Linked DNA regions of Homo sapiens: region 2 is linked to region 1. Evidence: read pairs that join two places in POLR2A ChIA-PET (ENCODE). Cell type or tissue: GM12878. All regions are shown on one strand. Each heading gives the region's core, and the rest is flanking DNA. Links, peaks and the distances in the headings are about the cores only.

Region 1 (5,335 bases), core at 336-5,335:
CAAAGCAGCAGTGACGTTCCTTCTGTGGTTTCCGGGGAGGCTGTGCACATGAGGATGGTACAAGCCATGCTGCTTCTATGAGCCTTTCTTTGGATATGTAAGCCTTCAGTGTAGACTTTTAAGGAAGATATTGAGAGTTTCTTGTAGACCAGATTTTTGTGTCCCTGGAGCCTGGAAATAATTAAGAGATTATTGTATGTGGGTGTTGCTGAGAGAGTGAAATGGTTTCAAGGCCTATGGGTTCATAAAAGACTTTCCTTCCCCCTCCTTCCCTCCCTCCCTCCCTCCCTCCCTCCCTCCCTTCCTTCCTTCCTTCCATCCATCCATGTTTCCTGTTCTCTCTTTTGTCTTTCCTTCTCTCCTTTATTCCTGTATACATTCATCCAACGAGAATTTTGAGCACCCATCATTTGATTATTTGAGACATATGCCAGCAGCTCTGAAGTATATGAAAGAAGTATAAGACAGAGACTTGTTCTCAAAGTTTGGATACGAAATAGACATATCTGAAATTGTATAGCAATAGTAGGGTAAACACAGGGTTAGGAATGAGGAAATCAGTATTTAAAACTTAGTGATGCTTTTCACTCACTGATCTTGGGCAAGTCACATGGCTACCCTAAGTTTCAACTTATCCACAATATGAAAGGAGTGAATGAAAAAATCTCTAAGTCCTGTCATTGCTCTAGGATTAATGGGCACGGTTATCTAGAATAATCTAGAGTGGTGGTTTTTGAACATTTTGGTTTCAGGATCCCTTCATACTCTTAGAAATTATTGAGGCCTCCAAAGAGCTTTTGTTTATGGGGGTTGTATCTCTTGACATTTACTGCATAAAATTTAAACCTGAGACATTTAAAAATATTTACTAATCCACAAAATAACAGACTCATTGCTTATAAACACATAATTATTTTCACGAAAAATGACTATAGTTTTTGACCAAGTGCTCACGATTGTCTGTTACTTATCCACGGAACTTTTGCTTGACCAAATTTTAATCAGGCTTCTCTCCTTCCAGTGGGCTCCCAAACTTTGGCTAGCTCCCAAGTTCGAGCAAGGCCTAAAGCACTAAGCTGTGAAACATCCTCCCTTAACAGCTCCTTCTGAGAACTGACTAACCACAAGAGAAACATTACTTGTTGAAGTACCTGATTTTGCCCCCTGTTCACCCACCTGCTTGTCCTCCTCACCCATATAGTCCCTGCCATCTCTGCTTACCCTTCCCTATATAAGAAAAACCTTTTTCTGCTTAATTTTAAGACACTTCCTCATCCTGAGGTCAAAGCATTCTCTTTATTGCAATTGTCTTTTCAAATAAAGTTACTCCTTATCTAAGTCTGGTGTTGTTTCTATTTGGCATTTTCAAAACAAAAATATTGAATGAGAAGAGTGGCATTGTTTTAAATTTTTGCACATCTCCTTCATGTCTGGCTTACTGCAGGCACTGCATTCCATCTGTTGTGATATGTTGCTTTGGTTGAAGTCTGTGGAGGAAATCTAGCTGCACATGGCTATGTATCCAATAGTTGAAAAAGGAGGACCTCAAAGACCTTCTGACAGGGTGTCAGGATGGCCCAAAACCAGACTTTGAAAACTGCTCTTCTAGAGACTGGGAGGAAGCAAAGAGCCAGATGTTGAACTGGATTCTACTGAATAGATTTCTCATGACTTACTGAAGGAAAAATAGAACTTAGCTGAAGTCTCTAGAAAAGAGCCCCACTTAAAAGATGAACTCCAAAAGACAGCTTCTGCAAAAAGCGATATAGAAGACTTTGAGATGGTCTGAAACAGCCCTGAAGGTGTAGCTGAGAAGTTAACCCTTTAAAAACATGAACATTTTGAAACAGATTTATTTTTCCAGCCAATGTGTTGACTGGTTTTTTTTTTTGTTTTTTTTTGTTTTTTTTTTTTACAAAAAGTTCAACCTTCATGATTTTCAGCAATTATGGGGTGTATTATGGAGCATTGCATAGCAAGAGATTGTAATAATGTGAAGTCTTGACACAAGGTTCAAGGATTCAATGATATTCTGTGGTAGCCAGAATAAAAAGATCCCCTGATAACCCCTGTTATCACCCTCCTGTTGAGCGTGACTGGAACCTCAGACACGATGAGAGATCACTCTTATGACTGTCCTGTTGTACGGCATAAAGAACTTTGCAGATGTAATCAAGGTCCCTAATTAGCTGAGTTAATCAAAAGGGCCATTATCGGGTAGATCTGACCTAATGGGCTGAGCCTTTAAAAGAGGGCTGCAGGTGGCTTCTAGGAGATGAAAGTGGACCCCATCTGGAAGTCAATAAAAGAACAGGGGGCTGAGTCATACATCTACAAGGAATTGAATTCTGCCAACAACCACGTGAGTTTGAGAACCCCTAGCTCCAGAAAGGAACTCAGCCCAGCTGACACCTTGATTTCTGCCTTATGAGACTCTGAGTGAAGGACCCAGCTTGAGCCACGCCTGGACTTCTGATCTACAGAAATGCTGGTGCAATAAACAGGTGTTGTTTTAAGCTGTTAATTGTGTGGAAATTTGTTATGCAGCAATAGGAACCTAACATACATTCCGATAAGTATTTTTATGTTTCATGGCCTATCTTAACTGAAGCTTGGAACCTTCCTGGATTTCCCCATAATCATGAATTGCAATGACAATACAAGAAAGGAGGCTAATGATCAAAGCAATTCTGTAGCATTGCCATACAGGGAACCACACACGTTGTCCCTCTTGGGTGGCTTACAGATATTGTTTAAAAAAGTCACTTAGAAGAGGCATTGCTTCAATTTTCCTTTTTAATAATCAAATCTTATTTATTCTCTTTCTTTAAATATTAAACAAGCTTTTAAAAAAAATACCTGGTTACTCAATTCTTTCCCACATTTTTCTCTGATGCAATACTTTTACCACCTTTGTCTGTCATGTTCTCTCTGTTCAGAACTCCTGTTTGCTCTGCTGCTTTTCTTTTTCCTTATTAGTCATCCTCCACAGATTAGTTAAAGTGGCCTTTAAAAAATGAAATCAGTTGATCAGGCCATGCCATTTCCCTGCTGTAAGCCTGTTGTGGTCTGAATGTTTGTGTTCCCCCCAAATTCATATGTTGAAGTCATAAGCCTAAATGTGATCATATTTGGAGATAAGGTCCATATGGAAATAGTTAAGGTTAAATAGAGTTATAAGGGTAGGGCCTTATCTGATAATATCAATGTCCTTATAAGAAGAGATACTGAAGAGTTTGTACTCTCTCTTGATGTATGTGCACCAAGGAAAAGCCCTATGAACACACAGTGAGAAGGCGCTTTCTATGCCTCTCACAAGCCAGGAAGATGGCCCTCACCTGGAACTGAAGGGATGGAACTTTATCCCAAATTTCTCAGCCTCCAGAACTGGGAGAAATAAATATCTGTTGTTTAAGCCACCCAGACCACGGCATTTTGTTATGGAAGCCCAAGCAGAGGAACACAAAGCCTTTCTGTGGCTTCCTGTCACTTTCAGAATGAAATCGGGACTCTTTATCATGGTGCCCTTCCCTGGCCTTATCATCTCCTTTTCCTCGCTGCTTCACTCACACTGGCTTTATGTTAGGTCTTCAAACATGCCACGCTCTTTCTCAGTGTAGCCTTCACTTTTGTTGTGACCTCTTTTAGGACTATTCAATCCTTTAGATCTTAGCTTAAATGTTAGATCCTCAGACAGGCCATCCCTGAAAAACCCTTCTTTAGTAGAATTCCACCTCCTCTCGTGGTTCATCATGTTAAATGATGTATTCCTTTGGTTGATGGCTTCTTGTCTGACTTCTACACTAGATTGTAAACCTCATGATGGCAGGGACATGTCTCTTTTATACACCACTATATCCCCAGTACCTGCCTCACTGCCTGGTGCATAGCAGGTGATCAACACATACTTGTTGAGTGAACAAAGAGCTGACATCTGAGGAGCATTGGTTTTTGCTCTATTGCATGTAGGCCTAAAAAGCCAGAGCTCCACATCCTGTACCCAACTCTTCACTTTGCTTGCTGAGTATCTTGAGGATAAGCTCTGCTATTGACAAGAATTTACACTTTCAGGAAGCTGGTGACAAATGAAATGTATGGTTTTTTTTTTTTTTAGAACACACACTAACTCCAAATAGTTCAGTCAAGTTACCAGTGATGCCTATGGTAGAAAATCAGATAATGTTTACAGCGAGTAGTTTCCTATTCCATGCTGATCTCCTTGAAAATAATTCTGACAATGTGGTCTGAAAAGATAGTATTGAAGAGTTTTTCACTCATCCTGATCTCTCTTCAGTTTCACAAAGCCAGTTCTTAGGGCGTTGGGTAATAATGCTTCTGTCTTTAAAAAAAATTTAATTTTTATGTTTCCTAATTAATACTCTTTAGGATTTTTTTTTTTTTTTTTGACAGACTCTCTCTGTCACCAGGCTGGAGTGCAGTGGCGTGATCTTGGCTCACTGCAACCTCCGACTCCCTGGTTCAAGAGATTCTCCTGCCTCAGCCTCCTGAGTAGCTGGAACTACAGGTGCATGCCACCATGCCTGGCTAATTTTTTTTTTTTTTGTACTTTTAGTAGAGACGGAGTTTCACTATATTGGCCAGGATGGTCTCTATCTCCCAACCTTGTGATCTGCCTGCCTCAGCCTCCCAAAGTGCTGGGATTACAGGTGTGAGCCATTGTGCCCAGCCAATATTCTTTAGGATTTTTAAAACTTCCCCTGAAAATGCATTTCTTTTTGAAAGCATTTTTGTTTTTTAAAAATGTAGACTATAAGTGTAGGGTTTCCTCAGTGTAAGAAAACACAGAGAAAGAAAAATCCCAAATTGTTATAGGGTACAATTTCCAAATTTGGGTGCATGGGGAATAATATTTTAAGTATTTTACTTAAGCTGATTAAAAGCTAAGTCTGAATGCAGGATAGATTGCTTTATCCATGGTGGATAAATGATGAGATGGAATATATTGGAAAATGGATGGAAGGAAGGAAGGAAGGAATATATATAATCCACTATAATGATGAGGTGGAATAACCATTATATATCATGTGTTCTTTCTCTCTTGTAGACTAAAAGAGTTATGTTGGGTGGTTCTTCCTTCTGCACTCTCTTTGCTTTAGGAAAAGATGCACTTTCTCCCCGGAATCACAGTTGAGACCAGCCTCACATAGTCTCCTAATTACTCAATATTCCCTTCAAAAGGCTTCCTTTCTCATTAAAACTTCTCCACTACAAAGAGAAATGTTGCTAGAGCACTCAGCGAGGCCTAGGTAGCTGATTTAGGGCTTAATCTTTAACCACACCATGCCTACTAACATAGATAACAGGAATATTCTCT
Region 2 (6,772 bases), core at 1-5,000, 140 kb before region 1:
CACATATTTTTCTCAGGTGAGAGTAGACTTCATTGGTGTTAGGGCAGTGCTGATTCTGATGAATTATTTAATTCATAAATAACAATCAATAATTATTATTTCTGTAGATTTTCCCCCAGGAAAAGTGAAAGGAGTACTTGATAAATTTTTTAGGTGAATATGAGAGATGCCATTCTTGAGGGCTTTTAGGACTTGCAATTCTTAGGGCAAATATATATATACATGTTTTGAATTTGTAAAGTACATGAAAATACTGAGATTATTTTATTTTGATACAGAATTTTAGAGTTTGGGTCACTGATAAAACCAAATATTAATCTTGGAAACTGAATAGCACAATTAATTCTGTTGGAACTGGCTCATAAACAGGTAAGGAGGAAACAGGTTAACTTTCCTCATTTCTGGACATAAGCAATTCTCTTTCAATTTCTTGAAAAATCCTAATCTCTTCCAATGGGAAGAATATTATTTGAAAAATGCCCTTCAAGCAGTTGGTATTAATCTTGTTTGAGAAAAGTATGATTTTATTGTCAGAAGCTTTAGAAAAAAATAAATCTTAAATACATTTCCCCATCTATAACCCAACTTGGCTTATTACCCCCCGACAGTTTTCCTGAAAAAAGGCAAGAAACTTAGAATGCTTTAATTTTTCTCTGAACAAAATGTCATCTTCTATATATTGTTCTCATGTTTTAGCTCTACTGTGTTATTAGATTACCTTTCAAAATTAGTTACTGTGGTTATTATTTTATGGAGCCTATATTTATTCAGATTTGCAAATAAAAATAGATTTTTTTCCCACCATTACTTCTTGTATCCCACTCCATTGTTGCTTTTTTGCTTTTTGCTCAAATTCAGTTTTTAGTTGTTCTTTCCTAGTGTGGTAGGGCAGGGAGCATGTCTATAAATAGCAAACTTCCTTATTCTTTGTATGCCTAAAAATGTCTTTTTTTTTACTCTCACTTATTAGTTTCACAGGGTAGAGAATTCTAGGTTGACAGTTATTTTTACTGAACACATTTAAAATGTTTATGCTTTGTCTTCTGACAGGTGTTTCTGCTGATTACAAGTCTGCTGTTAGTCTGATTGTAGTTTATTTGTAGGTAAACAGTCATTTCTCCCAGGTAGTTTTAAAAATTGTCTTTACTTTTGTTTCTCTACAGTTTCACTATGATGCATGTTTTTTAAAAAGTTCTGCTAAGAACTCACTATGCCCTTTAAAATCTAATGATTTATGCCTTTATTCATTTCAGGAAACATTTCACCGTCATCTCTTTGAATATTGTCTCTCTCTAAAGACATTATCTCTCTTTACGAAACCCTATTATATGTATGCTAAAGCTTCTCATTCTATCCTTTGTGTTTCTTAACTATTTCCTTCCCCAAATTTTTGGTGATTGCCTTACCTCTTTACCTTTCAGATCACTAATTTCCTTTTCTGTTATGTCTAGTGTATAGTTTAAGTCATCAATCGATTATTTAAATGACCATGGTTTTTGTCTTAATCTGATTGAGCTGCTATAAAACAATATCATAAACTGGGTGGTTTCTAAACAACAGAAATTTATTTCTTACACTTCTGGAGACTGAGATGTCTAAGATCAAGAAGGAGGCAGATTTAGTGACTGGTGAGCACTCAATGCCTAGTTCAAAGACTGCTATCTTTTCGCTGTGTCCCCACATGGCAGAAGGGGCAAGGGAGCTTTCTCAGATCTGTTTTATAAGGAACTAATCCCATTCATGGGGTCCAGAGCCCTCATGACCTAATCACTTCCCAAAGGCTCTACCTCCTAATACTATCACCTTGGAGGTTGGGATTTCAACATTGGATTTTGGGGGGACATAGCAGTCTTCATTTCTAAAAATTTTGTTTTGTTTAGATTTTTCTTTCTCAAGTCTGCCTGTTCTTTTTCTAAAGCACCTTGGTCTTGTCTTGTTAATACTTTATTTATCTTGTGGGACATTATTAATGTACTTATTTTCAAGATTTCATTTTAGATTGTTCAATTATCTTAATTTTTCCCAGCTATAAATTCCCCCTTTATGACACTTGCTTTCTCAGGGCTTTGGGTTTCCCTGTGTGTTTTACAATTTTGGATTATGAGCTCATCGTCAGTTGGCTTTGTCTCCTGGGGAAGGCTTGTTTGTGCCATGAGTTGAAGAGGCACCTCTATTAGGGACTGTTGCCTAAGTCTTTGCTAGGGCTCTGTGTTTTTCCATGGCTCTGAAACTGTTTTAATGTTAGTTTCTTGGCTACAAACATTCTCATGCCACTTAAATAATGTGAATTCAGGTCACACATTCAATCCTTTTAGTTCAGAAAAATGTGAAAATAAGCCATAGAGTTGCTATTGAGAGTGTTTGGCACTAATGAGAACTTTAAAATTTCTATCTGGAAGGTGGGTAGAGGCTGTTAAAGAATCTGTCTTAAAGTTGTATCTGCAATTTGCATAGCAAACATAGTACTTTTACTATATTTGCATGTTTATTTGGAATAACTTGGAGATAGGCTGATGGAAATATGGTATGGTCTTTAAATTGTGGTTAACAGTAATAACAGTGTTTTACTTAGAATATGTGTTTATTTGGAGTATATTGAGAAGTGCTGACAGAAATAATGGTGGGTGAAAATCATCTCAAGCCTCCTCTTGTGGTTGGAGCTAAATATACAGTCTGGAATAATATATAAAGGCTCTGATCAGCCACAGTGCCTCTCTGAAGAGGTCAGGGAAGGGAACTCTTGATAAACATATCTTTTAACACCTATGCTTCTGGATTAAATTTAAAAAGTGTTAAATAATGTTTAGGTTTATTTTGAATTACATGACAGTTGACCTAATCAAGTGTGGGATATTGGATTGCTTAAGATTTCAGAAAATAAGCTAAAATCAATCAAAACATTTAAGTTTCTCAATTTAATTTGATATGACCCTGAGCTTTTGCCTCATATAAAACCAAGAAGAGGAAATTTAAATTAAAAATGAAAGAAGATCTTTATTAACTTGGACAGAAAGAGCTTTGATTATAGTCTTTCTTTCTCCAATCAGTGAGATGTCTGGCAGCGAACCTTAGGGACTCCAGAGTTGCAACAAATTAAGAGAAGAATACTGCTGTTCCAGTGACAGTGTTTGGAGAGTGTAAAACAATACTAAGTCCAGGAGGGCTTTGTCTTGAATGTAAGACCTGAAACTCAAGGAGGTTAAAAATGAAGAAATAATGGGATATCCAGGTTGTTGGTTTAATAATTAGCACAAGAATAAAAATAAGTAGCCTGGATTGAGTTTGGGAGAGAGGAGGCACAGTATTTGGTCCCACTCTTAAGTTTTTGGAAGTAAGATAGAATAGGTTCTTTTCCTTTTCGGTTTTTTTTTTTTTTTTTGGTAGAAAGGATATATTACTAGAAGAGGGATGGGAGTGGGGGCAGCATCTCACTTTGGTTATATGTATGTCCAAGGTCTTTGGAGATAGACTGCATGACTTCCAGGTCTACTCTGTCAGTTCCTTGAGGTGGGTGATGGTAAGAAGTTGCTTAAACTCTCTATGCATCATTTTCCTTATCTGCAAAATTGGGAAATTTGAGTTGTTACAGGAAGCAGATAGTCTTTGTAGAGTGTTGTGCTGCCTCACAGGAGTCTATGGTGTTCCTAAGGGAAATTGGTGCTGAAAAATAGGGATTTTAAGTTATAATAGGTTCTCAGGAATGCTTCCCTTACATATAATTGAATTACCTTCTGTATGCTTATGTGTATTTACCTAGGGGGTTGAGGGAGTGACAGGAGCCATAGCTTTTTTTGGATTTTCAAAATTATTCAAAATCCCTGAAAGGGATTTGTCCTAAAATTTCTACAGGGGGACAGGACAGTCCTAATTTGTGTATGAAATATATTGGAGTTGATGTAGTTCTCATTTCAATAAGGTGAGTATTTGAGCACATTGGAACATCAGTACAGATTGGGGAGAGGTATGTTCCCATGGCAACAAGAGTCCTTATAAGAAGGTCCAGAAATACGCACCTACAAGGACTTTCCTTGGGACCACATTTGAATTAACCTTTAGGAACTTCTGAATTTGTTGGGTGGATTGGATTGTAGCTGTGGTCCTCCTAATTCTTTAGGTATTTAGAGGTTGAACCAAGGAAAGAACTATTGCATCTTATTTCTACTTTGATTTTGCTGTAACTCCATGTCCCTGGCCAAGACATTTAATTATCTACTCCTATATATATCTTTGACTGGAGCATGTGGTTGTCAGTGACTTATTAGCTTCATTGTATCAAGAAGACTTGTGGTTTGATTCACAAATGTAATGGTTATTTAGGTTATACCAGTTTCTTATAATCTGTCACTTACTTTTCATTTGTTCTTTGAAAAATTCAAAATTAGTGAGGGACATTCTCTGGGTAATGCTTACATTTTCCACTCAGACTTGAAATGTCAGCTGAGATTTAGCGATTACTTAGAAAAAGGTGGTAAAGTACCTTTGAGTGGACCAGCAGAATTCTAGTGCAATGCAAACACAGGTTCGAGGTGGAGGAGTCAGTGGTCTTAGTTGGGGTAGTTTCATCCTATTCTCCTTAGCCAGGTACGTTGCTCTCTGCTTCCTGGCATTGACTCTGTGCACCTGTCAAAATGACCTCTTCACATTCCCCTGCCAATGTTTGCCTATTTCTACCTATAATTTTGCTCATACCGCATTGTTTTACTTCATGGGATGACTCTTTATGTTTATCTCCTTATTCTACCCATTTTAAAAGTCTCTCCTTAGAAAGTTTTCACTGACTAATTCTGCCTCTAGTGATCCCTCACTTATTATGTGTACAATCCTTCATCTTGTCTTCCTCTTTGAATTATAAGCAACTAAAGGATGGGATAGTGGCAGAGACTGACTAACTGTTCAAATTCATTCCTCTTTTTGGGAGTATAGTTAGACCATGTCCTCAGAATGCTTTGCCTTGCAGTTAGATGTGACCATGAGACTGAGTTCTAACTGAAGCAATATAAGCAGAAGTGATGAACACTACTTCCAAGTCTGACATTAAAATATCCTACACATGGTCCTCTATGTTCTTTTCCCATATGCTGGCTGAATGTAGAGGTTTGAGGGATTTAGGCAAGGGCAAATCTGCAAGATGGAAGGGGCTTAGGTCTCTGAAGTATTATATGAAAATATTCCACCAACCAGGAATAATTACATTATACTGTTAGAGGATAAGCAACCAACTTACCAACTTACCATGTATTAAGCCACCAGGGTCTTGGGGCTTCTCAGGGTAGTAGCTAGTGTTACTCTAACAAATATAGAGGTGAATTATATTATATTTGTTTCCCTCACAGTACCTAGGATAATGTAGACAGAGGTTCCATCAATGCTGGCTGCCTCCTCCAAAATGTCAATATACTGACCATCACCTTCCAGAGCAAAGAGAAGTAGGATGATGTTCTGCTCAGGTCTGGAGAGTGGGAAGTAGGACAAAGAAGAGATGTTAGCAGTAGATGGCCCAGTGTGAAGGTACATAGGGTAGTTAAGGCACATACCTTTGGTCTTCTACCCTGGTCAATGGCATCAAATAAACAAACAGTATTGTTATTGATTATTATATTAAGTAAATATCAGGAAAGGTATTGATATTGATTATTACATTAGATAAATGTGCAGAGTAGTGGTGTTATTGATTTTTATATTCAACAAATATAAGGATGGACAAAATTCACACCCCAGCCAACACATCTTAAAATGACTTAAGGTTTTGAGCACAATTCTGGGACAGGGACTTATTTTATGATTAATGTTTTAGAATATCTGAGAACTTTTCTCATCGAATTCCCATTAAGAAACAAATCAATTAGGGACACATATGCATCTGTCTATAAAAAGCCTTGGAGCTGGCAGCATCATTGTCAGCAAAAAAGACCCATGGGATCTATCAAATACCAAATGTTGAACAGAGCCCCTTTAAGATATGGGGCCAATTAAAGAAATCAAACTGAGAGATGGAACGCATTTGCAAAAAGCAGGAAAATTTTAGTTATGTGTAAAATGTAAACAAGGTGATATAGTTTGGCTGTGTCACCACCTAAAATCTCATCTTGAATTATAGTCCCCATAATCCCCATAATCCCCACATATGAAGGCAGAGACCAGGTGGAGGTAATTGAATCATGGGGGCAGTTTCCCCCATGTTGTTCTCATGACAGTGAGTTAGTTCTCACGAGATCTGTTGGTTTTATGTGTTTGGTAGTTCCTCCTGAGTTCATTCTCCCTCCTGCGGCCTTGTGAAGAAGGTGCCCTGCTTCCCCTTTGCTTCTGCCATGATTATAAGTTTCCTGAGGCCTTCCCAGCCATGCAAAACTATGAGTCAATTAAACCTCTTTCCTTTCTAAATTACCCAGTCTCAGGCAGTTCTTTATAGCAGTGTGAGAAGAGACTGATTCACAAGATTTTCTATGATTAGAGGCCTACAGTTTTGTATCTTTGAGGTGGAGAAATGGTAGCTACATAGGGTAGGTGAAGCAATCCCTCATTTACACATGCTGGGGGTAAAGGGCAAAAAAATCAAGTTATCCAGTTTGTGACTGTGGGACGGGAATACATGGTTGTTACTGAAGCTTGTTTATTTTTTGAAAAATTCAAGTAATAAAAAAATTCTTGGTTTTAACCAATATATATTTCAATGTTAGATTAAAACAACCTAGAGAAGGACTGATAACAGGATAAGAAAAGGGTTCAAAATAGTATTTGTGGGAAGGCATTTCCTCGTGTTGGGAAGGATGAA

Evidence for each region. Peaks named below come from ENCODE experiments on the same cell type or tissue, not always from the same donor. Only the 100,000 strongest peaks of a DNase experiment are listed, where the experiment ranks them.
Region 2: POLR2A ChIA-PET joins it to region 1 with 5 read pairs; 3 of 35 experiments call an interaction of 5 or more read pairs at or near these places.

The regions. Positions count from the first base shown.
Region 1 is chr12:98,147,095-98,152,429 of GRCh38, reverse strand. No RefSeq gene overlaps it. Among named protein-coding and RNA genes, the nearest start is that of MIR4303, 150 kb to the right of the region's middle. In GM12878, for the core only: no CTCF peak of the experiment used is centred there; a DNase peak (open chromatin) is centred at 2,987.
Region 2 is chr12:98,282,425-98,289,196 of GRCh38, reverse strand. No RefSeq gene overlaps it. Among named protein-coding and RNA genes, the nearest start is that of TRD-GTC1-1, 220 kb to the left of the region's middle. In GM12878, for the core only: no CTCF peak of the experiment used is centred there; no DNase peak of the experiment used is centred there.